Linked DNA regions of Mus musculus: all the other regions are linked to region 3. Evidence: chromatin loops called from intact Hi-C (ENCODE). Cell type or tissue: heart. All regions are shown on one strand.

Region 1 (8,000 bases), 78 kb before region 3:
TAAGCTGCGTCTGACTTCCAAATTGTCACTGGCTTTGAACCAGCTTTTGCCAGAACAAGGCAAGGAGGCCTTGAACCCACAACAGGTTGGTGTCTCAACCCAGTAAGGTGTTTAGCTATCATTCCCGGCTATGACTTCAATAGAACTTGGTGTGGGAGTGTTGACTCCTGGACAATGACCTAAATTATACAAGGCATCACATACCACAGAGGAGATCCAACAGGAGAGAAAGGAAAGACAAACCTTTGAGAGGCTAGACGTAGACATAAGTCAGAGCTCCCAGGAGGATGTAAGAGGCAGTCAGACCCTACCCGGCCTGGATGGAGAAAACAGAAGGGAACGCTCCTACCACAAGCTTCTGAAGCCTTTAACTCTCTCAGGAAGTATGGCTCATGAAGATCAGACTCTGTGTCTTCCCATTAGCAGCCCTCCTCGGTATTCACTACAGTGCAATGTGGCATGGTCCCCAGAAATAAAAAAAGCACAGGAACCTGTAGGCTGTTTTCGTCTGTAATTGTGTGTGCATGTGCATGTACGTGTGTGCATACATGTGTGAATATGTGTGTATGTGTATTGCCTGTGTATTGCATGTGTGTACTTGTGGGTGCATAGGCAGCTGTGTGTATATACATGTGTGTGTACTTGTATGTGCACATGCAGTGTGTGTGTGTGTGTGTCTAGGGATTGAACCAAGAGCCCACTACCACTGAACTATATCACACTTCAGCTGTTTTTGTGTTTGGTTTTATTTTATTTTATGTTATCTTGAGATGTAGTCCAATCTGATCTTGAATTCACAATCTTCCTACCTTAGTTTCCAAAGTACTTAGTTTACAGGCATGTGTCACCACCACGCCCAGACTATAACATATTTAAATTTAACACATCACGCAAAATTCCCAAGATTAACGACAAATACTAAATCCCATAGCATCATCTTCAACTGTAGCAAAAGACCCATGATTCCCTGGATGACAAGTACTTTGATTAGCTTGTACGTGTAATTCATTTACAGGAACCTCAGAAATCAGAGACATTATTCTGGATAACATGAAGGAGACCAGTTAAGTCTGAAGGTCCTCACCCTGAAATGAATTCCCTTAACATAATGAGCCAACTTGCTGGGTCTCTCGTTCTATGTCTTGGCACTCAAACCAAGGAACAAGCAAACAAACCAAGAAACTCAACACCCCAGTTGGGCTTGGTGGCACCAATCCCAGCACCAGGAAGCTATGGCAGGAAAGCCACGCACCCCATACCAGCCTGGAAGGCTTAGTGAGACTTCATCCGCAAGGCAAGGGCTACACGCTAATGTATGGCTGGCACTCCCAAGACCCCCATCAAGTCTCCACACATCCCTGGACGACTCTTCCAGAGTAAGGACGTTTGGACACCAAACCTTTGGACTATCTCCTTGCCAACCAGCGATGTTGGCTGGAGAAGTGTCACCTTCTTAGCACTGCCACCAACCCAAAGGTAAGAGAGCAAATGGCAGGCAAGGTCACACATGCTAAACTGGAAGAGCTGGAACACTGGTGTCCCCTCCTTCAGAGACAGCAGTGTGTGGGGGCTTCAGGCATCAACCTGAGGAAGGTCAGTCAAGTGGGTGTGTAGATCTGACTCTCATGTACTGGCCAGTCTGGCCCTCTACTCCGCCCCACACCTTCTACCCACAGCACTCTCAAGAAGCAAGTACTCCCACTTTTGGACCTCTATGCACACTATTGTCTATGCCGGACTCTCCTATCTGCTTCCCCCTTGCTGTCACTGGAACTTTGTAACCAGATTCAGTGATACTCTGTCACGATCTGACCTCCCACACCCTGGGAAGTTGTTTCCTAACACACTCTAGTCTGGGTCACCTCATCTGCCCCCTTTTTCCCTGGATGCAAAGGAGAGGTGGGTGTCGGAGAAGAGGAGGCGAGACCAACCAACTGGATTTGAATTGTCCTGGGTTCTGACACACAGAGGCAGAGCAATGGGATAAATGTGCCATGTCACGGGTAAGAGCTTCAGGCGACCCCAGTAAAGTCACTTTGGATATGGTCTTCCTTTCCCAGTCTCCCCCTCCAGAGAAGCCACTGAGAACATCACAGAAAGTCAAAGATGTCCCTCAATAAAGTTAGATCCTGACAACCCCTTCCTAAGTTGAAATATGTTTATGTAAAAGTGCATTCGACCTACTTGACCTTTTTTTTTGTTGTTGATGTTGCTGTTTGTTTTTTGAGACAGGGGTTCTCTGTATAGCCCTGGCTATCCTGGAACTCAACTCTGTAGACCAGGCTGGCCTCGAACTCTGAAATCCACCTGCCTCTGCCTACCATGTGCTGGGATTAAAGGCATGCACCACCACCGCCCGGCTCTACTTGACCTTTCTGAACATCGCAGCTGACATGCCCCAGACTCACGTCATCCTACAGGTGCACAGTGCCCATTTGATAACAATACAATATTCAAATATGTGCTGAGACAGTAACACCAGCCCTGGGGAAGCAAAATCAGGAGGGTTGTCTCAAGACTGAGGTCAGCCTGAACTGACCTCAGCACACGAGAACCCACATATCTCTAAAAGAGAACACCAGCGTGTGACAGATCAGGAAACAAAAGCACTGTTGCGCAAGACGGGAGATCTGAGTTCCACCCCCAAGGGTGGAAGGACAGAAATGATTCCTACAAGTTGTCTTCTGGGTACCACACACTCACTGTGGCACACATACTGCCATTCGCAACACATAAACGCAAAATAAATAAAGACACCAGCCAAAGAGTTTATGCACATGAGCACCCCACCACAGAGATGGACGCCTTGCACTCGTGACAGGGTGCAAACACACAAAATACACAGAGCTACAGTTATAACCAGGCGGCGATTCACTGCTGTGCAGTCAGGCACGGGATCACGCACCACTGTAACCTGAAAAAGACTCAGCATTCGAAATTCCAAATAGTCACTACCAAACGGACACCACTTCCTTGTCGCTAACAAGTGGGATCCCGATAAGTGGGGGAACCTCTGGTGACGAGGGTCCACATTTAAGTCGATGCTTCTATTGAAATTTTTTTGTGTATGTGTCTGTGTGTTTGTTCACAAGTGTGCCAGGCTGCACCTGTTGGGGTCAGCGGACAATGTGCACAAGTCGGTTCTCTCCTTTGACCATGTGGGACTCAGGGATTGAACTAAAGTCCTCAGCCTTGACAGCAAGCTCTTTATCCGGTGAACCATCTCCACAGCCCTGTGTTAGGCTGCCTAAGGTTTTTGTTTTCAGGTTGACTGGACGGCCTCTGCTTCCTTGTAAGAGTCACACTGCACACTCTGAACCTGGAAGGCAAGGTGAACAGCCACAGATCTGAAGCATTTCCCAAGAGTCTGTGGGTACAGTGGCTAAGTATCTGAACGTCTGAAATCAGAACTCAAATGCGACAACTAGATAAGAGCTGTGATCCTACGTTACTTCCCAGCGGTGGAGAAACGGGTGACTCTCGGCCACCCAAAATCGTGTGTGCCAGCTGTGGGCTACACGTGGGCAATACACAGAGGATCATATCAGCCAACCTCAAGTACACCTTCATAGAGTCCAGTTTCTTCCTCTTCCTCCTAGTGCTTACCACTGTATTCTGCCATCTTGCTTACTGGTTGTTGAACTTTATAGGCCTCCTGTGCCCAATCTCATGACTCAAACATGCAACGAAGCAAGGAACAGGCTGGGCATGGACCCTGTTGCCTCGTGGCCCTTAAAATTAGTGAATGGAAACATTCATGTGTACATACACACACACTTGTGTGTGTGTATGTACATATATGTACGCACATGTATGTATACACACTATCTATAACATGCGTATACCATGCATATATATTTGTCTACGTGCACCTTTTTAATCACCTGGGCATGCACCTTTACACACAGATGTATACAGAAAGTGTACTACACAGAAAGTGTGCACGGGCTTCGTGGGCTGTAACCCCGGCAGCTCGCTGCCTCGGGGGAGCTGATGGAAGGGTACTCAGGCAAACCGTTTCCATGCACTGACTCCACATGCATGCATTAGACGCCTGGTGCATGCGGGCCTCAAGCGGACAGTGTCCTGCCCTCAGGGCGCGTCCCTTCCGGCACCGGCCGCTGAGTGACAGCTCCCGGGCCGGCCGGCCGCTTACCTCGGAACTTGAGCTCGTGTTGTGGCTCGAGGCTCAGGACCTGTTCCACCTTCGCCATGGTCCTCCCCGTCGGGGGCGACGGCGCGGGCGGGGGGCGGCGGCCTGGGTGGCGGGGCGCAGGGGCGGAGGGCGAGGCCGCGGTGCCGGGCGAGCTCACGGCACGCACGACGTACCCACGCACGCCCCGACGCACGCACGTACGCACGTACGTAGCAGATGCCGGGCTCCGGCAGTGGCCAGCGGCTCCAGCGACAAAAGGGAGACTGCGCATGCGCAGGGTGTTCAGGGCCACTGCGCAGGCACAGACCGGGCGGTAGAGGGCGGAGCTTCCGAGACAGGGGGCGTGGCCTCTCGAGGCTTGGGAGGAGGGGCGGTCTCCAGTGAGACTGTTCAGTAAGCGCCTGCGGGGAGAACTGTTGTTAAGTGCTTTACTTAATAATAATAATTAACAAGAATAAACTTCCACTTTCTTCCCGCACGTGTGGTGCCAGGCTCTACTGAGCCTGAATATAATAAAGTACTTATTATTCTTACAAACACAATGTTTACGGGTTAGTGATATGTGCCAGGCCTTGTGACAGTTCATAAATAACAATTATAAATATAATAAACTGGCAATTATTGTTTGCTTATTTCGTGCCACTCCGCTGAATGCTTTCAGTAACTGTCATAAATAAAAGCTATTCTGCATTCAGTGTTTACCAAACCGCAAAGCGCTGCACTGAACCATTTGCTGATAGCATTACTTGTTTATGCAAGAAATATTTAGAAATACAATAACCAGAAAACGACCTGCTTCACACCGTGCTAGGACCTCACTGAGAGAATAAATTAGTTACACACATAAATCACATGACTAAAAGTAACTGAGAGCCTAGCTCTGTCTGATACCCAAAATAAGCCCTGTATGTTCCCATTGGCACGTGACTAGTATTTCATTGTGTAACGTATACTATGTAAAATAGACCTTCATAGCCTCCTCATCAAACATTCGTGTGAAGAGTACACATGACTCTATATGGCAGGAATATCCATGTTGTTCATGTACTTCCCATGTTCTATACACCTGAAGTTATTTTCATAATAAAAGTTTCCAAGGGGTAGTCTTTGTCTTTTAGCTTGTGCATCTAATCCATTTATACTTATTGTATTTGTTGGTGTACCTGGGTTTATTTCTGCTGCTTTACGTTGGTTTTCCCATTAGATGTACTGTTTCTTTTGGCCTCTCATTTCTTGCTCTTCAGGATTGTTTTCCTCTCCATCTGTTCTTTCCTTGTGTTCTGCTACTACTGCTTCATGTGTACTGAATCTATGAAAGTCTAGCTTTTATGACATTTTGTTCTGCTTTCTTGAGATTTTAGGGCTTCAGTTCATCATAGTCACCCACTGCTCCATTATACGCCTTGTGCTTTTAAAGGAAACTCAGGTTTCCCTCAGTCTAGTTTTGTTTTGTTTTGTTTTGTTTTTGGTTTTGGTTTTTTGGTTTTTTGAGACAGGGTTTCTCTGTGTAGCCCTGACTGTCCTGGAACTCACTCTGTAGACCAGGCTGGCTTCGAACTCAGAAATCTGCCTGCCTCTGCCTCCCGAGTGCTGGGATTAAAGGCGTGCGCCCACTCTGCTCTGTGTTTTGCCACACTGTCTCTGCGTTTGTTGTACTTTGAACTCTTTGGGCTTTCTAAATTTGCTGATTGAGAATCTTTCATCAAGCTCAAAGCTTTTCAGTCAATATTTTTCTTACTTTTATTCTTTCCGTTGTTGCTTGTTTGCTTTGTTTTTGAGACAGGATCTCTTATATTCCAATCTGACCTTGAGGTCACTCTGTAGCCGAGGATAGCCTTCATTCTCCTGCCTCCACCTCTCCAATGAGGAATTTCAGGTGTTAGCTTTCATACCCAGTGCATGCAGGGCTGAAGTTGGTCCAAGGCTGCATGATAACCAAGCACTACCAGCTGAGCTGTCAACTTAGTCTCTAATTCTATTTTGTCTTTGAAGTAGGGGCTCACTATGTAGCACTGGCTAGCTGGAACTCACGATATAGAGACCAGGGTGGCCTCAAGTCACTCTGTTGTTGTTGTTGTAAATTACACCTAACAATGGCCATTTTCAAGACTGTGGCCCAGTAACACCATTTTCCTGTTGCCTGCAACCAACTCACTCACCCATCCCAAAGGTTCACCTTGCAAAGCCCAAACTCCACATCTCTTAAATGATAATTTGCATTTCTCTCCAGAGCCCATCCTTGGCGTTCATCATTCTGTTTTCTGTCTCCGGATTTGAGTGCTCTAGGCACCTGACAGAAGACGGGTCACTTAGCACTGAGATCGGACAGGGATGGGGTGGGGTGGAGGGGCAGCTAAGGGAATGTGTGAAGGAAAGGAACCCTCCCACCCACCCTGGGACATAATTTGCTGACTAAAAGTCAAAGTACCTCCAAACAACTGATGGTCAGTGAAGGCAATGGCCCCTTCCAGAGAGGACTAAAGGAGGTAATTATTCTGAACCTAACGGAAGTGACCATGGCAGGGCAATGTAGATGGAGCTCTTCCCAAATTCCATATTCCAATGAAGTAGCAACCCTATGGATTTTTAAAAATAATACTTTTCAAATACATATGTGAGGACATCAGGCAGGTGGGTTGCAGCAAACTGGGTAATTCTATACTGGCCATAGATACTGTCTGACGGCATTCTCAGCCCTTTGATTGGTAGAAGCCAGGGGTCTGTTCATATGTTCATAAGGCTTAACCAGTGGTCACAGAGATGTTAGGTCAGGTGCAGAAGAGAACAATAGATGGCTATCGGGAGGCATAAGATGGCCTTCGGTGATTGGCTCTGGATCTACAACCTTCCCACCTCTCCTCATTACTGCATGTCTGCCTAGTCAATCATTTTTGGGAGAAACAGCTTCTATGCAAGGACTCTGTTTCACAGGATGAGCCAAGCTAGCCAGAGAGCTAATGTGTGTTTCCCTGAACGCACCTCAGACAAGGATTAAAAAAAAAAAAAAAAAACCTAGCAACAGTGAGTCCTACCATAGGGGCACCCCTCTCACATCCCTTAATTGGAACAGTGCACCTCAGATGGCCCCTTAGGGCATCACTGACGCAAAGCACAATCCAAATAAGGCTTTTTACTTAGTTTCAAGCTCTATTAATCTCTAAACCTTGTAATAAATTGCTTCCTTTGAAGAATGCAACTTAAAACCACCAGATCACATACACAGCCACTGTGAAGCCACCTAAGTGTTGCCAGACATGTGGGTGGGGGTGGGGGGGCATGCCAGCCTGCATTCAAGGTCCTCTTGGTCTACAGAGCAAGTTTCAGGCCTTCTAAGAGAACTCTCTTGAGAAGCGCACACCCATGCCTCGAGTGTACACTGCCTTTTTCCTATGATTCTGTCTAAATACTTAATAAACTTATTGACTTTGCCTTTAGCTTGGCTCATCTTGAGATTCTTTTCAGTGCCATTGTCAAGCATATGGCTTTACCTGAGCAGAGGTCTCTGAGGGAGAGAAAGCTCTTCAGGCTGCTGGCAGCAGTGCTGGCCTGTGTCTCCCTGCCACCACTGCTGACAGCATGAGGTCCCTCAGGGCTCATCCATTGTGCAGCGTGTGTGACAATATCGCTTTCAAATGCCACCTCAGCCTCAGCGCCTCACTCTCAACATCTGGAGTTCCGGTTGGCATTCTTATTTATGATGTTTTTGAAACTGTAGGTTGTTTTCCCGATAGCAACTTATAAAATGAGTCCAGACGTCATTAGCAGAATCTGGAAAGCAAGGCTAGGATGTACTGAGGTGCCTTCTGTCGTTCAGGAAACTTCTATGTGGCCATGCTAAAGTTCT
Region 2 (8,000 bases), 800 kb before region 3:
CACCCTAAGCAGCTTCCTTGCTGCGAGGCTCTGCCTCTTTAGGTGCCAGCACTCAGGACAGTGAGCGCAGCATCCTGCAATCCTGCATCTATTTATCTATCTATCTTCCTTCCTTCCTTTCTTTCTTTCTTTCTTTCTTTCTTTCCTCCTTCCCTCCTTTCTTTCCTCTTTTCTTCCTCCCTTCCTTTTCCATTTGGAGTAGAGGGAAAGAGTCCATGTGAAGGGGGTCAGAAGACAGCTTGCTGTGCAAGTTGGTTCTCTCCTTCTCAGATTTGTGGGGACAGGACACAGATCAGCAGGTGTCTTACTTAGGGTTTCGTTGCTGTGAAGAGACACCATGACCAAGGCAACTGTTACAAAGGCAAACATTTAATAGGGGCTGGATTACAGTTTCAGAGGTTCAGTTCATTATCATAGCAGGAAGCAGGGCAGTTTGCAGGCAGCCAGACATGGTACTGGCGAAGGAGCTGAGAGGTCTGCATCTTTATTCGAAGGCATCCAGGAGAGACTGTCCTCCAACAAGGCCACACCGCCTAATAGTGCTCCATAGGCCAACTATATTCAAATCACCACAGTAGGCTTAGAAGAAACATTTCTTTACCCACAGACCCACCTCCCTTTCCAAATAAAAGTTTGCTGAAATTTTAATATGAAAATTAAATTCTAGTTACCCAGTAATGCCAAGATGGGTTATTTTTAAGTTTTTGGTTTTTTGTTTTGTTTTGTGTGTTTAGTGAATAAGATTTAGGGTTGCGTTGGTTTTGGGAATCTTTCTAATCTTTTCCAAAATGGCTTGACTTTTTCTCCAACCTGTAGATCTCATTTACAAATATGGTCTCAGTAGATGAGAGGCTGACATACAAGCCACACCTACAGGACCCAGAGAAGTAAGTAAACCAGGCATCGACCTGACTCAGTGAGGAGGCTCTTTCGGGTCTTGGTAGATTACTCTTTGCAAACCAAGCATGAGTCATCTGAAGCTATGCTTGTTTTGCCAGAACTGTCCTGACCCAGGAAGCCCTCATCACAGTGAAAGGGGTCAGCCTCAGCAGCTACCTGGAAGGACTCATGGCAAGCACCATATCTTCCAATGCTAGCAAAGTAAGTGCACCGGTCTCCATGCCAGTCCTCACCACCCAGCTTCACTCCGCTAAAGGCTGGTGCTGAATGCAACTGTCCCCAAGCTGACGGGAAGTTTGGGGGAAAGATGCCTAGCACGTTGTTTCTTTAGCACATTTCATCAAGTCATTCCGTTGAGGTGTACAGGCAGCAAAACAAATGTGCTCTGCCCTCACAACACTCAAGGAGGCAGCGTTAATCATATTCTGTTAGGAAAGCAAAAGTAAAGGCAGGCCCGAGGGTTAATGAAGGTTTGCTAATTGATGTTTTTTGCCAAGTGTTAAGAAGGAGGGAAGGACTTGGTGCAAGCAGTATCCAGAAAGAACATTCGAGTGGGGGCTGCCCCTTCATTCCTCAAGAAACTGTAGAGCCACGGGAAGGAAGAGGGCGAGTTGGGGGGGGGGGGGGGTTAAAGACCAGATTCCAAGGTGTGTGTATGATTGATTTACAGTGTTGATATAAAAAGAAAAGGGGCGTGACCAAGCTAACCAGTCAGTCAGCAAGACACCCTGCCACTCAATTGTACGATTCTGAGAACATCTTCTGTATACAAAATAAAATTTGTTTCTGGATCAAGCCAATTGCTCAAGGCATTTGGTATTTGGTAAATAATAACTGAAAAGAGAAAGACAGCGAGGACAAGAGATCTGTCCCTGTGGTTTAGTTAGCCTGTAACACACACACACACACACACACACACACACACACACACACACCAAACGTGGTCACACCTTCACTGTTGCTAACAATAAATGCGTTGCACTTTTTAAGGGCCGAGAAGCAATGGAGTGGGTGATACATAAACTGAACGCTGAGATTGAGGAATTGGCAGCATCAGCAAGAGGAAGCATAAGGACACCAATGGCGGCAGCGGCAGCACTGGTGGACAAATGACAATGGAAATTGGTGTGCAGCATCAGGGCTCCAGGACTCTCAAGCTGGCATCATATTATTTGTTATTTAAAAGACACAATTATTTTAGGTAGATCTTTTTTTTTAATGAGGTGGGGTAAGGCTGTGACTTTTGATCTAAACAAAAGATCCAGAACCTCTAAATCAGAGGGATCATCTGAGGGGAGGATGTAAGACTGGGAGAGGCTGTGTTCATGTGAACAGTTAACGGGTTTGTTTGCTGTTGTTGTTGTTGTTGTTTAAGTACTTAGAAGAAATTGGTGTTGATCTGGAGTCTCTTAAAGCTCCAGGTACTGGAACACTACCTGGCTGCGGACCAACCAGAGCAGAGCCCAGCCGCCCTCCTGTCCACAGCTGCCCGCTGCTGTGAACCAGAACTGCCTGCATGAGGGACTCACTCTACAAAGAGAACCTGTAAAATTTAAATGACATTAATTTATATAAAATAACCTGCCCTGCTGGAAACCAGTGTTTGGATTTGGTACTTTTAAATGATATTTTTGGAGTGAAAATTAACAGTAAGGTAATATATGACTCCAGCAAAAATAGTATTTTATTGTATTAACGGGTACTATAATAATTTGCCAAATTTTGTGACTTAGTAAAGGCATTCCCTTCCTTGAATTTGTACTTTGTGATTTCGCATGCTGTACTGTGGGCTGGTTATGTTAACCGAAAAAATAAAGTCATTACCTGAGTGTCTCATCACTCTTAACAGAACACTGAGACAGAAGAGCAGCTCTTCCCATCTCTGAGCACTTCACATTGACTTATAAATGTCATGGGTTTGTAGTTGCTAAGACATGGTATGTCAGGTTATCGGAATATGAGTACTTCTTGAGGCAGTTAAGACCACAAAACAGCTTTATTACATGAAGAGCTGTCCATCATTTGAGACAACACATGTCACCTAGGACCCAGATCTTCTCACCTTAACTCAGGGCATTAGATGAGAAGAGCCTGGAGGAACACCATGGTCTGAGGGAAGTCCTAGAAGATTGCGCCCCGTGGGGACTCAGGATGGCTGCAAAACAGCCACAGAGATTGTCTAAGTGGTGTTGGCTTTGATGTGTACAGTTTTGCCTGGGTGACTGGTGACTGCCTTTTGCCTTTTATGGGGTGGGTTTTCCTGAAGAGACCAGTTAGCATGCATACAAAACCACAACTTCAAGTTCTTAGCTTCCTACTTTAAAGGATTACTCAGTTTAATAATTCTTTGGACATTTGTAAAAGATTTTTAAAAAGTAAAGGAAAAATCGTTTGACAAGTGGAATGAATGTTCCAGCTAAACAGAGCACTACTTAACATTGTTGGACAAAGTGTCAGGTACGGTTTCTAGGAGTTACACCTGTTCTGGAAGGGTCTGATGCCCTGATGATGTTTTTTTAAGTATATACATTTCCACTTTGCAATGTGGTTCCATCGTGAATTCTGCCTGAGTACAAATGGAATCCTGGGCATGGGTACATGCAGACAGGAACATTAGCTGTCACTCAGAGCGGGCTCGAGGAGGCCCCGCCCCCTGCCCGCAGCACCTGGAAGGTGACCGGCATGCAGCGGCCTCGCTTTCCCAGGTGTCTCTACGGCCACAGCTTCCGGTAGCCGCTCGGCCAATGGGCAAGGCGCGACCGGCGCTCCTATTGGCTCCTGGTTGGCAAGGGCGGGATGAGGCGCTGACTGGCAGGTCCGCGTACCCCACCCCTTCCGCTACTCAGGCCTGACCTTCCTGCTGCCGGGCCGGTTTGAGGCTACTCTGAAGCGACCCAGCGGTTCTGCCCGACGCGCCCGCTCGAGACACCATGGTGGCGTACTGGCGACAGGCTGGACTCAGGTACGCCCAGAAAGCGTTGGGAAGGCCTGGCCGGCCGTCACCAGGCCGTACGAGACGGCCAAGCCACGCGGCCACCCTCCAAGATGGCGTCGCCGTGGACAAGGCTCTTCGCGGGGTCATGGGGTCAGGGACCCTAAACAGAGGTGGCTGCTCCTCGGGAGAGGTAGCCTACAGTACCTGCATGATCGCTGTGACGGCCAAGTGCACAGCACCCTTGACCTGGCCACGCTGACACTGACCTTGCTCACCTGCGCAGAGGGAGGGGCGCACAAGTTCATTTTCAAGTGTGACCTTAGTGACCTTTTCCCAGTAGTGAAAAAAGGTGAAAGCCCTCTAACCTGTGGAGCGCCCTGCAGGGGCCCCGTGATGGGTGCGAGCTGTGGGCCTAGGAGTGGTGGTGCATGGTTTCCTTGCTCCAGGGAGTGCATCTTGTTAGTGTGCTGGGTGGAGGAACACCTTTCTGGGTATCAGGCTGAAGGCCCAGTGCCCCGACAGAGTTCAAGCAAAGTTGTGTAGAACAAAAGGACGGTAGGCTCACAGTTGATGCCTCTTATTAAACTATCTCCCATGGCGTCCATCACCTTATTTTCCTGCGCCCAGCCGCTTGAAGGACAGCTATTATTTTTACCCCGGTGCTTTGCAGGTTAAACCCTTTGCTCCTGAGCTCCCCAAACAGATTTAAAGCAGGAGAAACAGCCAGCCACTCCTCCATCTCTGGTTTCAAAAAGTGTGAAAAGTGCTATCTTCTGGGATAATAGTGTTGACAGGTGAATCCATCTACCTAACAGGAAGTTTCCTCTGAGCTCTGTTTGCTACTGGTGATGTTCTCTGAGAAGTTTGGAAACCTTGGTTAGGAAGTGTTTTCACGATAGACAAGAGCAAAAATCCAATATTTTCAGCAGTGCCTTTAATAGTTGACCATGAAAAGCACTCTTTTAATTCAAAATAGCTTTCCTAATTGTGTGTGTGTGTGTGTGTGTGTTGTAGGAATAATATAATTAAAGCAATTAAATACAGAAATGGGCTGGGGAATCTTTCCTACATTGTGGGACTTAAAAAAGCAAACAAACCAACCAACCCTTATTTTAAATTACTAAGTCCTGAAAAGATACACTGCCAAGAATTGTGACCTCCCAGCCAAGTACCAGCTGATCTGGGGGGCACAGTTCCGATTGTTTCCTTTGAATAGATCCTGTTTGATATTGCCCAGTTTTCAGTCCAATTTTACCTTAGTAATCAACCAAAATTATGGAAAGAAAACCAGGGTATCACACCTCATGACACCGCCATTCCAGCTGTTGGTAACCAGCCTCGTATCCTCTCTCACTTTGCCAGCTACATCCGGTTTTCCCAGATCTGTGCAAAAGCAGTGAGGGATGCCCTGAAGACCGAGTTCAAAGCGAACGCTGAGAAGACTTCGGGCAGCAGCATAAAAATTGTGAAAGTCTCGAAGAAGGAGTAGCTGGTGAGTGAGTCACTGGTTTCCTCACAAGTTGCCTCTTAAAGTTTTTAAAGTGCCATAAAGCCAAACCCAAAAACTTTAGTTTGAGCGTCTGCCTCTCGGTGGGCGGTGGGCTTGGATGATGCCGGATACTGGGGTGATCATTCCAAGTGTGCAGGTTGTAGAGGTCGCCTGGCATGAGGGAGGGGAGCCCTGTACAGCCCCGGCAAACAGTAATTGGCAAATTGATTTTTCAGTGCAGTTAGCAACCCTGAGATAGAAAGCCATCTTATTTTAATTAAACCTGGTTCATTTATCTGCACAAAATCAAGTAATTGGGAGGATGCCCCCCCCCCCTTATAATTGCTATTGGAGTTATGTAACGGTCTGGAACATGAGGCATGGACGGCAGTACTTCGAATGGTCCTCCCCATAGCTGCTGGTGTCTCACGCATCCCTTCTCCCAGCATCCGGGCAGGAAGGCTCATAACCCCAGGCAAGTCCTGCTCTGCTGAGCTCCCTGTGTGCTCAGGGAGGCTGGCTCAGTTTCCCTGTGCGGAGGTGTTGGGGTGTAAGAAGTTGCCAGGACAAGGTGGTCCAGTGAATTCAGATGCACTTCTCCAGACTGATTCTATCTCCCCACTACTGTGTTTGCATGGTTACTTCAAAAATAAGCCCCTCAAGTTATCAGAGAGACGTTCCTCGGCTTTCATTTTCTGTGCTTTTGAAAAGTGTCAGCTCTGCAGTAGCACAGTCCGTGACACCTGTGCTCCAAGCCTGACTGAAACTCTCCTCTAAGCACTTTTTAGCTTCATCTCGAATGAACAGACATCATACTCTGAACCAGGAGATGCAGGGTTTTAAATGGAGGCCCTTTCCTGGGGTCTGTCTAATCTCAGAATCTAGACCAGTAAAACCTGATTCTTGTTAGGCAGTTCACTCTCCACAACGAGCAGAGTGAGGCCATCTCCTCACCTGCCTGCACTCACACCACACTAGTATTGGCTTATTTGTCAGAGCCTTGGGGTTGGCCAGGCATCTCTTCAACAGGGAGAACCCCAGCCTGTTGGGAAGAGGGAAGAGGGTCATGGTATCTTGAGGACAAAGCTTTTTCTGTCACAGTAAGAAGTGATTGACTCGAGGATGTGCCTATTGCAGGCTGTGTGCCCACGGGTGGCCCAGGTGCAGGTCTCCCCTCTGGGTTGCTGCTGCAGGCAGATGCAAGTGCCCTCTCTTGTTCATGGTGGGTATGAAGAAGATGTGACAAGCTAGCAACTGATGTGTTTTCTTTTCTCTTTCTAGAATCTGAAGCCTGAAGTGCTGAGTCTTGAAGGTGAAGCATGTGGGCCCCTGTTCTGGCAGATGGAAATCAACCTCACCTCCTGGGGGACAGGCTGCCCATCTCGTTGATAAATTGACTATGCCAATAAATTAACATGGTTCACTTTCTGCTGGGTTTTGTTTCTGTTCTACTCTTTTCTTTTTATCTTTTTCTTTTTTTTTTTTTTTTTTTTTGAAATAGGAATTTTCCACATAGTAATGTCAGTATGACCATAGGAACCAAGAGTTTTTAAAAGGACGGAAGGACTTACTATCTCCTGACCACGGACTACAGGGCCCACTCCTTACATGTATCAAGGTCCGTTTGTCACGGCAATATTTGGTGAGAGTTTGGCACTGTCGTGGAGGTTGTGTTGTGTCAGGAGCCATCACAGGAGAAGCTAATAACTAGCAGGTGATCTTCATGAGATGAATCCTGCTCCGGAAGGCAGGCCCAGGAGAAGTCCGTTTTTGGAGAGCTTCCTGCTGGTTACTAGCTTCTCCTCGGATGCCTTACGGCTCCTGACAGTGGTGTTCCTCGTCTCTGGATGGCATTCACGCTAAAGCAGTGGTTCCATGTGGTTCCGATTAGCCGGTAAACCAAATGAAACCGAGCACACATTAGAGGGACGGATTGTATAACTCACCTTGCTTCACGCAGCCTGCAGAGAAGAGCCATTAACATCAGTTTATCTAGACAAAATGCGCCTTTATTAATCTGTATTTTCTGGGCGCATTTCTTACTGGGAATGAGGCAGAGCCGGTCAATACCTTGCTTCCTGTGTCGATGGCTGAACTGCAATTAAAACCTGTGACTCTTAATGACCAGTCTAGCCACAGTGATTAGGACAGTCTGATGATATTTGGGTGGCCATTCATTCATTAAATGTTTAGAAATGAAGTGTTTTGTTCTTGCCTTTCTTTGAAACATGGCCACTCTTGGCTGAGCGGAGCCGCTGAGAAGTTTAGAGCAGAAAAATGACTAGAACCTGCTCAGCCCGCAGCTTCAGCTGAGACTGAAGACTGAGTCGGGAGAAAGCCGCTTTGTTTTCAGCCCCTAGGGCTGGCTTCCGGTCCTCAGTACACTTCACATCTGGGTCTTACTGGATTCTCAACTCAAGGCTGACCAGCAGATTGAAAGATTAGGAGCCCTGGTGTCTGCCCAGGGGCTGAAGTCCTCTGATGAACTTGTAGCACTCAGCAATATACCACCTTCCCTAGGTTAAGGTTCCAAGAAGTATCTCCCGTGACCAGGGATGAGGGCAGTGGTCTCATAAGCCTTCTTAACTAGCCAGGTTAACTAATACGCAAAGGGCTAAGTGACTCCCAGCTTAGGGAGTCGTTCCATTAGGGGAGTCAGAGGAATGGCTAAAGGTG
Region 3 (8,000 bases):
GCACCATATGGAGGTGTGACCTTGCTGGAATAGGTGTGATCTGGTTGGAATAGGTGTGTCACTGTGGGTGTGGGCTTAAGACTCTCACCCCAGTTGCCTGGAAGTCAGTCTTCCAGTAGCAGCCTTTGTATGAAGACATAGAACTCTCAGCTCTGCCTGTGCCATGCCTGCCTGGATGCTGCCATGCTCCCACATTGATGATACTGGACTGAACCTCTGAACCTATAAGCCAGCCCCAAATAAATGTTTTGTATAAGACTTGCCTTGGTCATGGTGTCTGTTCACAGCAGTAAAACCCTAACTAAGACAGTACCCAATAAACGAATAAACATTTTGAAAAATACTCACTGGGCTTGCTGGGTTTGCAGTGGTTCCCAGGGCCAGAGAAGGTGGATTCAGTGACATGGTGGGTAGAACTGTGCTGACAATGGCTACAGAGTAACTGCTAAGAAAGTGGTGTGTTCTCTTCCAGCTTAAGCACAGGACTAGGCTGTGATGCTGCTGGATGACAGCAGGGCAGAAGGGCAGCCGAATGGTGGGAAAGAGAAAGTGATGAAAAGCTGGGAACTCAGCATTCCAGAGAGGACGGGGTCACTGGGCCGTCACTCATAAGGGAGGAAGCCTTTAGAGGCAGAAACAAGGAAGCAAAGATAGAGGAGGAGGGGACTTTGTAGTCTTTCCTATAAAATATGAGTCTGACACAGTGAGAGCCTGACTGAACCAAGGCAAGGAAGGTTCTCTTAGTTTTTCTCTCTATTCGTCTGATAGTGAAGGAGGCGGTGTCTTAGCACTTGTGGGTTCTGAGGTTCTGAAAGGCTGTGCGTGAAGTGTGTCATTCACTGACTCATCAGTGCTTCTCCGCTCTGCTCGCCACCTTGCAGTGCAGTGCAGGTGCCGACAAGCCCTGAGGAGCAGGAGGTGATACTTGGAAGCACACGGACACACCCAATTCTTCTGCAAGGGTACTGTCTTCACTGCAGACATAGTGGTGGATCTCATCTCCATGCCTCCACATGCATACGAGACCCTGAGATTTTAACACACTCTCAAGCAGCAGTCTTGTGAAGTCTCTCCCACAGTTGTAAAGTGTTTCCCTTTGTGGCACAAAGCCATATCTCATCCTGATGATGAACCACATACAACTTTTCTTTACAGATAGAAAACCCGTTGACTGTCAGGAAGTGTCTAGTCATTACCTAGTTGTACAAACTTAACATAGTAGTAGATCCTACAAAGCTCATGCTCTCAAAGAGAAAAATTAGGGCTAATCCCATGCTCTCCCTGTGACAGTTAAGTAGTTAAAAAGATTTTTGTTCAGTCTGTAAGAAGCTGGGGAGATGGCTTAGCAGGTAAACCACAGCGCTCTTCTGGAGGGTCCATCTGGTTCCTAGCACCCACAGCAGGCAGTTCATAACCACGTCCAGCGGACCCCGCGCTTCTGGCTTTCAAGGGTGGGCACTCACATTCACACTCACAGACTTCCACTCAGACACACGCGCACCTAATCAAAAATAATGAAGTCTTCGAGAACTCTCTAGTCAACTTCAACAGTCCAAAAAACCCCCAACCAACCAAACCAACCAAACAAACAAAAAACAAAAAAACACCAGATACCCAAAAAACAAAAAAGCCCCCCAAACAAAGCCTAATCAACCAAACAACCCCAAACCAGACCATTTTTAAGTTAATTCATTAATTTAAAGCTGTCACCAGTTCAAAAGGGTTTGAATTCAATTCTACTTCTTTTCAAGGACCAAAACTGGGTATGCCCCCCCAAAGACCTGCATCGGAACGTGTTTTCATCTGCTCTCTTTCAAGGTGTAACTGGGTCTGTAAACTCCTATGTCAACTGATTCTTTTTCATTGTTGAAGTTCTTATTCCCAAAGTCTGAAGATATTCTCCTAGGATACAGTAAACCTCACTGTATTCTCTCAAATCATTTTGGGAATGTCAAGACCCAGCAATTCAAAATTTCATCAAGTTCAGGACAACAGGAGTTACACCCGGTCACACGTTCCTGCTTGCGATGACTTTCCACGAACTCTGGGATAGACGTATACAGTAAATAAACTTGTTCTCTTACCCTATGGTTGGATTGATATTCGGATCAAAACTGTCTTCCACAAACCGCCACACGATGCTCGATTTACCCACACCCGTATCCTGAAAGAGAGTAAGATGGGGCACTGAGGAAAAACTAACCTATTTGTAGACACCCAAGACTACTTTGTAGCCTAAAGTGGAGGACTGCAGAAAAAGCATTTCCATCTGCAGATGGAGAGACACAACAGGCTTCTGTAATAAGTCAGTGAAGTAACTATATTACGGGGCCAGAGCGCATGCTTTTCATTCCAGTACCTGGGAGACAGAAGCAGGCAGATTTCTTAGCCTAAGAACTGAGCACAGTGCCAGTCATGGCCAACTAGTGAGAAACCATCTTGAAAGTACTGGGGAAGGATTCTGCAGTTCTTAAGTGACACTAGGACCTCCGGAAAGACCTACGACGGCCTAGTGCTACAGGACTGCGATCTTAGCAAATCTGGGAGGCAGAGGCAGGAGGGTTCCAAGTTCAAGGCCTGCTGAGGCTGAGATTTCAAGGCTATCCTGGGCAACTTCTGGAGATCCTGCTAAAAAAATAGAAGCAAGCAAACTGGGGACACACAACTCAGTGGCGGGACTTGCCTAGGATGTACAAGGTTTAGGTTTAGTCTCTAAGACTGAACTCCTGCTCCCTCCCAAAGTAAAAAGGCCTCTTCAATGCCTGTCCTGTGTGAAAGGTGACTGGACTCACTGGCCTTTTAACATATACCAGTAAAACTATGCGCTCCCAAGTTGCGGAGTAATCGGGATGAACCCTAGCCCCACCCTGCTAAGGGGCAAAAACCATGTAGTTATTGGAATTTTTTTTTTTTCAGTCATTAAAACAGAAACTCAGGAAGGAGATCATTAGAAGGCTCTGAAAAGGCCAAACTACTGTGAGAGGACCGGAAGCTGAACCTTCAAAGTCCTGGTAACTCCTCCCTGTTCTAGTGAAGAGTGAACTTTAATGGAAAGTAACTCTTGCAGAAGTGTCAAAGACGTCCCAAAAGTTCAAAACCATCCCACATTGCTGAAAGGAGGCCAAGTGTGCGCATAAAACCCAAAGCCCTGCTGGGGAGGGTTAACTTTCAGAAACTTGTCTAACTTTAAAGGTGTCCCTCGCAAAGTTGGAAGGAAACTACCTGTGGGCTACTTCACTGTGGGATGGAAAGAGGGCGTCGCTCCGGGGCGCCGGGGGCCACCCTGACACCTGGGGGCCTTGGGTGGGGCACAGCCTGCTGGTCCCGCCGCCCTAAGGGGTCTGTGGGGGGCTGCGTCCCGCGCTGAGCGTAAAGGGGTGCAAGGGGCCCTGGAGTGCCGGGGCCCGCCCGCCCGGCCTCCGCGACCCTCCGGACCCCGCCCGCTGCAACTTACCCCGAGCAGGCACACTTTAAGTTCCCTCAGCGCCATGGCCCGGGAACCAGGGGTGCGGGCCCGCCGCCGCCCTAAGTTGAGGAGGGAGAGGCCCGGCCCAGCACCAGCATCCCCCGGCGCCGCCGCCTCACCGCCAAGTCCCGGCCGAGCACTCCGGGCGGCCGTGCGTCCGCCGCCGCCCTCCGGTCCGGCCGACCCCGTCACTTGTCCGGCGGAGTCACCTCAACAGCCGGGACACCGCCTTGGCCTCCCGGGCGCTACCGCCGCCGCCATCTTGGGACGCCAGCTGGGTCACCTGACCTCCCCGCCCACTTCGGCAGCCACCTTCTCCGCGAGGGCGGGGCGGCCGGCTCGCAGCTCACAGGCGGGTGGGCGGAGCACCAATGGGCGGAGCCTCAGCGTCGCCCCACCCTCCAGCTCCGCCTCAGCCCCATCTTCTCTAAGGAGTGGGCGGGGCGGGATGGGGCGTAATCTTGAAGCTACCACGCCTCTAGCTCCACCTTCCACCCGTCCCAAGATGGCGGCGGGTGAGTGAGGCCAGGCTGGTGGGCGGAGCGCGAGGGATGGGCGTGGCCTCTGGGCTCGCCCCCGCCTCCAGCCCCGCCCTCTGGCACATCCTAAGATGGCGGGTGAGTGGGGTCTAGGCTCAGGGGTCTCCGACGGCTCCCCTTCCCCTCCCCGAGAGCCCCCCTCACCCCACCTCCGCACGAGCCCGGGACTCGCCGCCCGCGCAGCCCCGTGTAGCTCCTTGTGTGTCTTTTGATTTTTTTTCAGAGATCCCTCTGTACTTTGTGGACTTGCAGGATGACTTAGAGGACTGTAAGTAACAGTTGGGGCGCCCCGCCCCTCCTTGGGTCCCTCCCAGAGGACTGTGGGGTGCACTTAGACGGGACAGGAGCCTCAGGTCGAGCCTATCTCGAGCCCGCTTCTTCTCAGGTGCCCTTCCCTCCTGGGCTAGGACTTGGGTCTGTTGGAAACTTTGTCTTCCTGTCACTTTCTCCTCTGGCTGCGCTAGGAGCTGTGAGAGGGAAAGCCAATCCCAACCTGGGAGGAACCTCCTTGGGTTCCTAGTTAGGGCTTGGGAGTGACGCCCTACTTGTGGGCCTGGCCAGCTCCATGTCTTCATGGAGCCCACTGCTTTCCATGTTTTGAGTGGGTCTCTTCCACTTGACCCTTCTCAGCCTCCACTTCTTCTCTGGAATTATTTTAAGAGACAGTAGCTGAGAGAGATGCCACCTTCGAAGTGCAAGTTCCAATTTGTGGCTAATGGACAAACGAAGCTTTGGCTTGTCTATCCAATATAGTTTTTCAGCGCCTACCTCTACTTGCTCGGGCCATTTGTTGGGCTTATGAATTTACAAAGATGAACTAGATCTCCCTCACAAGCCAGAGGGGAGCAGGAAAAAAAAAAAAAAAAAACCCAGGGAGGCTTGCTGGTGGTTGAGGTCAAATCACCTCAGATGACACAAATCACCACAGTCAACTGGGGCTTCCTGAGTCCCAGCCCTAGGAGTTACTTCTGTCCCCTTCCCTTCCCTACCTGAAACTCCCTGACAGGAGTTGATGTTGACTGAGAATGTTTGGTAGACCATTGCAGTGTTGAGCACATTTGATCCCTGAGTGTGTGTGTGTGTGAGTGTGTGTGTGTCAACTCTATTAGTGTAGCATGACACTTGGAGAGAAAAGAAAAGTGAGTGGTGAAGAGGCCTGGCCCTTGAGTCAGCCCTCAGGTGCAGTCCTGGATCACTCCAGTTGCAGTGGGATCTGGGGCAGGTCACCATACCGCTTAGAGCCTCATTGGTCGTTTCCTCTGCAAAACCACCAGAGTAGCATCCTACCTCCTAAGTCTTATGGATTCGAGGCCGGCCTGGTCTGCAGAGTGAGTTCCAGGCTGGGCCAGGGCTGCATAATGAGGGATTTTGTAAAGATTAAACCATCAAAGAAGGTGACATGAGTCCTTGTGCATAGTAAACACTCAGTAAATGTTGGCTGCTACCCTGGGAAGTGTGTGGGATTAGCCTGTCTTCTAGAGAAGGCTGAGAATTGGAGCGGTCAGTGTCTCTCATCTGGTGTGCCATGGATGTTAAAGAAGACAACAAGTTGGTTCCTTTTGACTCTGTTCTCTGTTTTACTGTGCACACTGCCTTACAAATGCTCTTCGCCCAGTAGCTGGGGCGGGCCTGCACTTGAGGTGGTATCTTATCTATCCTCTCCTTGGGCAGTTTGTCTAAGCCTTTGGGTTCTCAACCTTCCTAGTGCTGTGACTCTTTAGTACAGTTCCCCCTGTTGTGAAGGCCTCCATCCATAAAATGAGTTTTGTTGCTACTTCATAGCTGTGTTTCTGCTACTGTTGTGAATCGTCATGTGAATATCCGGTATGGAGGTTTTCTGACAAGCGACCTTGGGAAAGGGTCGTTTGACCCACAAAGGGGTTATGACCCACTCCACTCGCTGAGAGCTGCTGAAAAGGGCTTGCTGCTTCTTGGTGTAGGTCAGGTTCCTGTGGGCATGATGCAGGTTATCCTTTTTAAAACGACAAGTCCTGAATGGCCTAGGTAAAAATTAATATTGTTAGAGTTACATTACTGATAACAGTAATGGATCCTGAGGCTTGTCTGATTTACTTCAAGATTCTTGATTAAGTTTGGCTAATCTCGAGACGAAGGCATGATGAGGGGGGTGCCTTGCTTCCAAATCATTCAGGGTCTCCAGGCCAAAGCAGCACAGAAAAGATGGCATTTTCTGGGACTGGCTTGTTGAAGTGATCTGAATTCTCTTGAGAATGTCCATAGGGGACATCTCTTTCTCTAGTTTTCAAGTGGAGTTGCGCAGTGGGGGAGCAGGGCACTTCAGAGTCTGCCTGAGGGTTTCCAATGTTGGGGTTTGCTTGTAGTGTGGAGAGGCTGACTGTTGATAAGATCTGTTCATCCAGTTAGCATTTAAATGTATTTAAATGTATACCAGGGATGAATGAATGGGAAATGAGAGGGCTCTGTGGCACATATAAAAAGACCTAAGAGACCAATCAAGAACACACAGTATGTGGTCATATTTGGATCCTCGCTTGAACAGAACCACTGTGAAAAGAAAAAGCATTGAAGTGAGATTGGGTATTAGGTAATATTAAGAATTGCTATTTATTTTTTCAGCAGTGATAATGGTATCATGTTTTTCTTCAAAGGAAGAGCCCTGACAGCAATAAGCATTCATGAGTGAAATGACTTGGTGTGTGAAATCAGCTTTCAAACTCCATAACAAATAGTAAACAAGATGTTGGGAGGAGGGATCCAGCAGTACAATGGCGGGATGCTGAGGCTTGGAGAAGCTAATAGCTGGGGGCTAGCCTTTCATTTCTCCATACTTGAAATTTCCCACAGTAAAAGGTTTTTAAAAATGAGATGAGAGTGTCACAAATGATCAGACATTTGCAGGAGGAGTTGGAAAGCTGGATTTCAATTCTGAATATGCTGTGCGTATTGTAAGCTGCATTTAGCTTCAAAAGACCCTTGTGTAAAATATATCAGTGCTCAGGAGACTGCATTTCTTTTCAGATGTTTAGTTTTCAAGAGGTAGCAGTGAAGGAAGTTGGGAGAGGGCATATTTCTATTTTTGAGGAAAGCAAGGTGCCAATAAATGAGGTCTGGATCTTTGGTGAAAATAGGATTAGCTCAGCCCGTGGAATATAGATAAGAGTCTTTGAATCTGAATGCTGGAGGGAGTGGTGGTTGTTCAATCCTGAGTGAAAGACTTCTTCCAGAGCAAAGCACACTATATCTCACCTACACACTGTGGCTGTTCTTTGCAGAGACTGCAACCATGCTGGACCCCATTGCAGGCAGCATGCTAACTTGAGCCACAGATGTAGGCGCTGAGGTTTTTCTTTGTACAATGTGAATTTGATCCAAATATTAGCACCTGTTTCTTACTAAACTCTCCCTGCCAAGTGAAATAATTGAAGAGCTAATTGAGGAGTCTAATACTTGAGCTGAACTCAGACATTTGACCAGCCTTTAAATTAGAAATTGACCAATATTTATTTACCCATGAAGGACCAAATAGTAAAAATGTTTGGCTTTTCAGATAGAAGGTATGTGACACAGATGTAGGCTCCAACGTTGTATACTAGACCAACCATAAACTACACACACACACACACACACACACACACACCATAGACCGCAAACGTGCATACATATGCACATCTACGTGGGCCTGGATGTGGGCTGGTGAAACTTTAGCAACACGAGGAAGGACTGAACTTGGCTCAGGGCAAGTGTTTTGTTGATGTCTCCATGAAATGAAACTGTCAGAGTTGGAGCTGTGCAATCGTGGCTTGTGGCTAAGCTGGACCCACCTGTTGGGGTGTCTTTCCTGCTGGATTTAGTGAGCAGAATATTGTTTGAGGACCACTGCTTGGCTGAACAACCCTTGACAAGTTACTCACACTTGACGTCTGGTCTCCTGTGGCTGCTGGGGATGAAGACATTCACTCTTTCCTCTGGGTGGATGAGTAGGGCAGCAAGTCCAGAGTGGCTCCCGTATAGCC

The links. Hi-C counts contacts between places; a loop is a spot of excess contacts. Peaks named below come from ENCODE experiments on the same cell type or tissue, not always from the same donor. Only the 100,000 strongest peaks of a DNase experiment are listed, where the experiment ranks them.
Region 1: a loop joins it to region 3, with 2.3 times the contacts of the local background. A loop is called at or near these places in 14 of 42 quality-filtered maps.
Region 2: it touches region 3 in a loop (2.2-fold over the local background); 3 of 42 quality-filtered maps call a loop at or near these places.

What each region holds. Positions count from the first base shown.
Region 1 is chr2:173,733,907-173,741,906 of GRCm38, reverse strand. It overlaps Vapb (vesicle-associated membrane protein, associated protein B and C), which reads right to left and starts at 4,336. Exons shown (of 6, transcript NM_019806.5): 1 at 4,157-4,336. The coding sequence starts at 4,214. In heart, a CTCF peak has its summit at 4,477 (motif pointing right); DNase peaks (open chromatin) are centred at 2,886 and 4,416; H3K4me3 peaks cover 1,859 bases; H3K27ac peaks cover 1,789 bases.
Region 2 is chr2:174,459,827-174,467,826 of GRCm38, reverse strand. Atp5e (ATP synthase, H+ transporting, mitochondrial F1 complex, epsilon subunit) reads left to right here and starts at 3,726. Exons shown (of 3, transcript NM_025983.3): 1 at 3,726-3,862; 2 at 5,198-5,327; 3 at 6,606-6,752. The coding sequence starts at 3,831. The coding sequence ends at 5,324. It overlaps Prelid3b (PRELI domain containing 3B), which reads left to right. Exons shown (of 6, transcript NM_025531.2): 4 at 817-887; 5 at 999-1,101; 6 at 1,891-2,736. The coding sequence ends at 2,013. In heart, a CTCF peak has its summit at 3,558; a DNase peak (open chromatin) is centred at 3,656; H3K4me3 peaks cover 1,658 bases; H3K27ac peaks cover 1,313 bases.
Region 3 is chr2:173,655,596-173,663,595 of GRCm38, reverse strand. Rab22a (RAB22A, member RAS oncogene family) reads right to left here and starts at 3,751. Exons shown (of 7, transcript NM_024436.3): 1 at 3,455-3,751; 2 at 2,085-2,164. The coding sequence starts at 3,490. It also overlaps the pseudogene Ppp4r1l-ps. In heart, no CTCF peak of the experiment used is centred here; a DNase peak (open chromatin) is centred at 3,795; H3K4me3 peaks cover 2,446 bases; H3K27ac peaks cover 1,980 bases.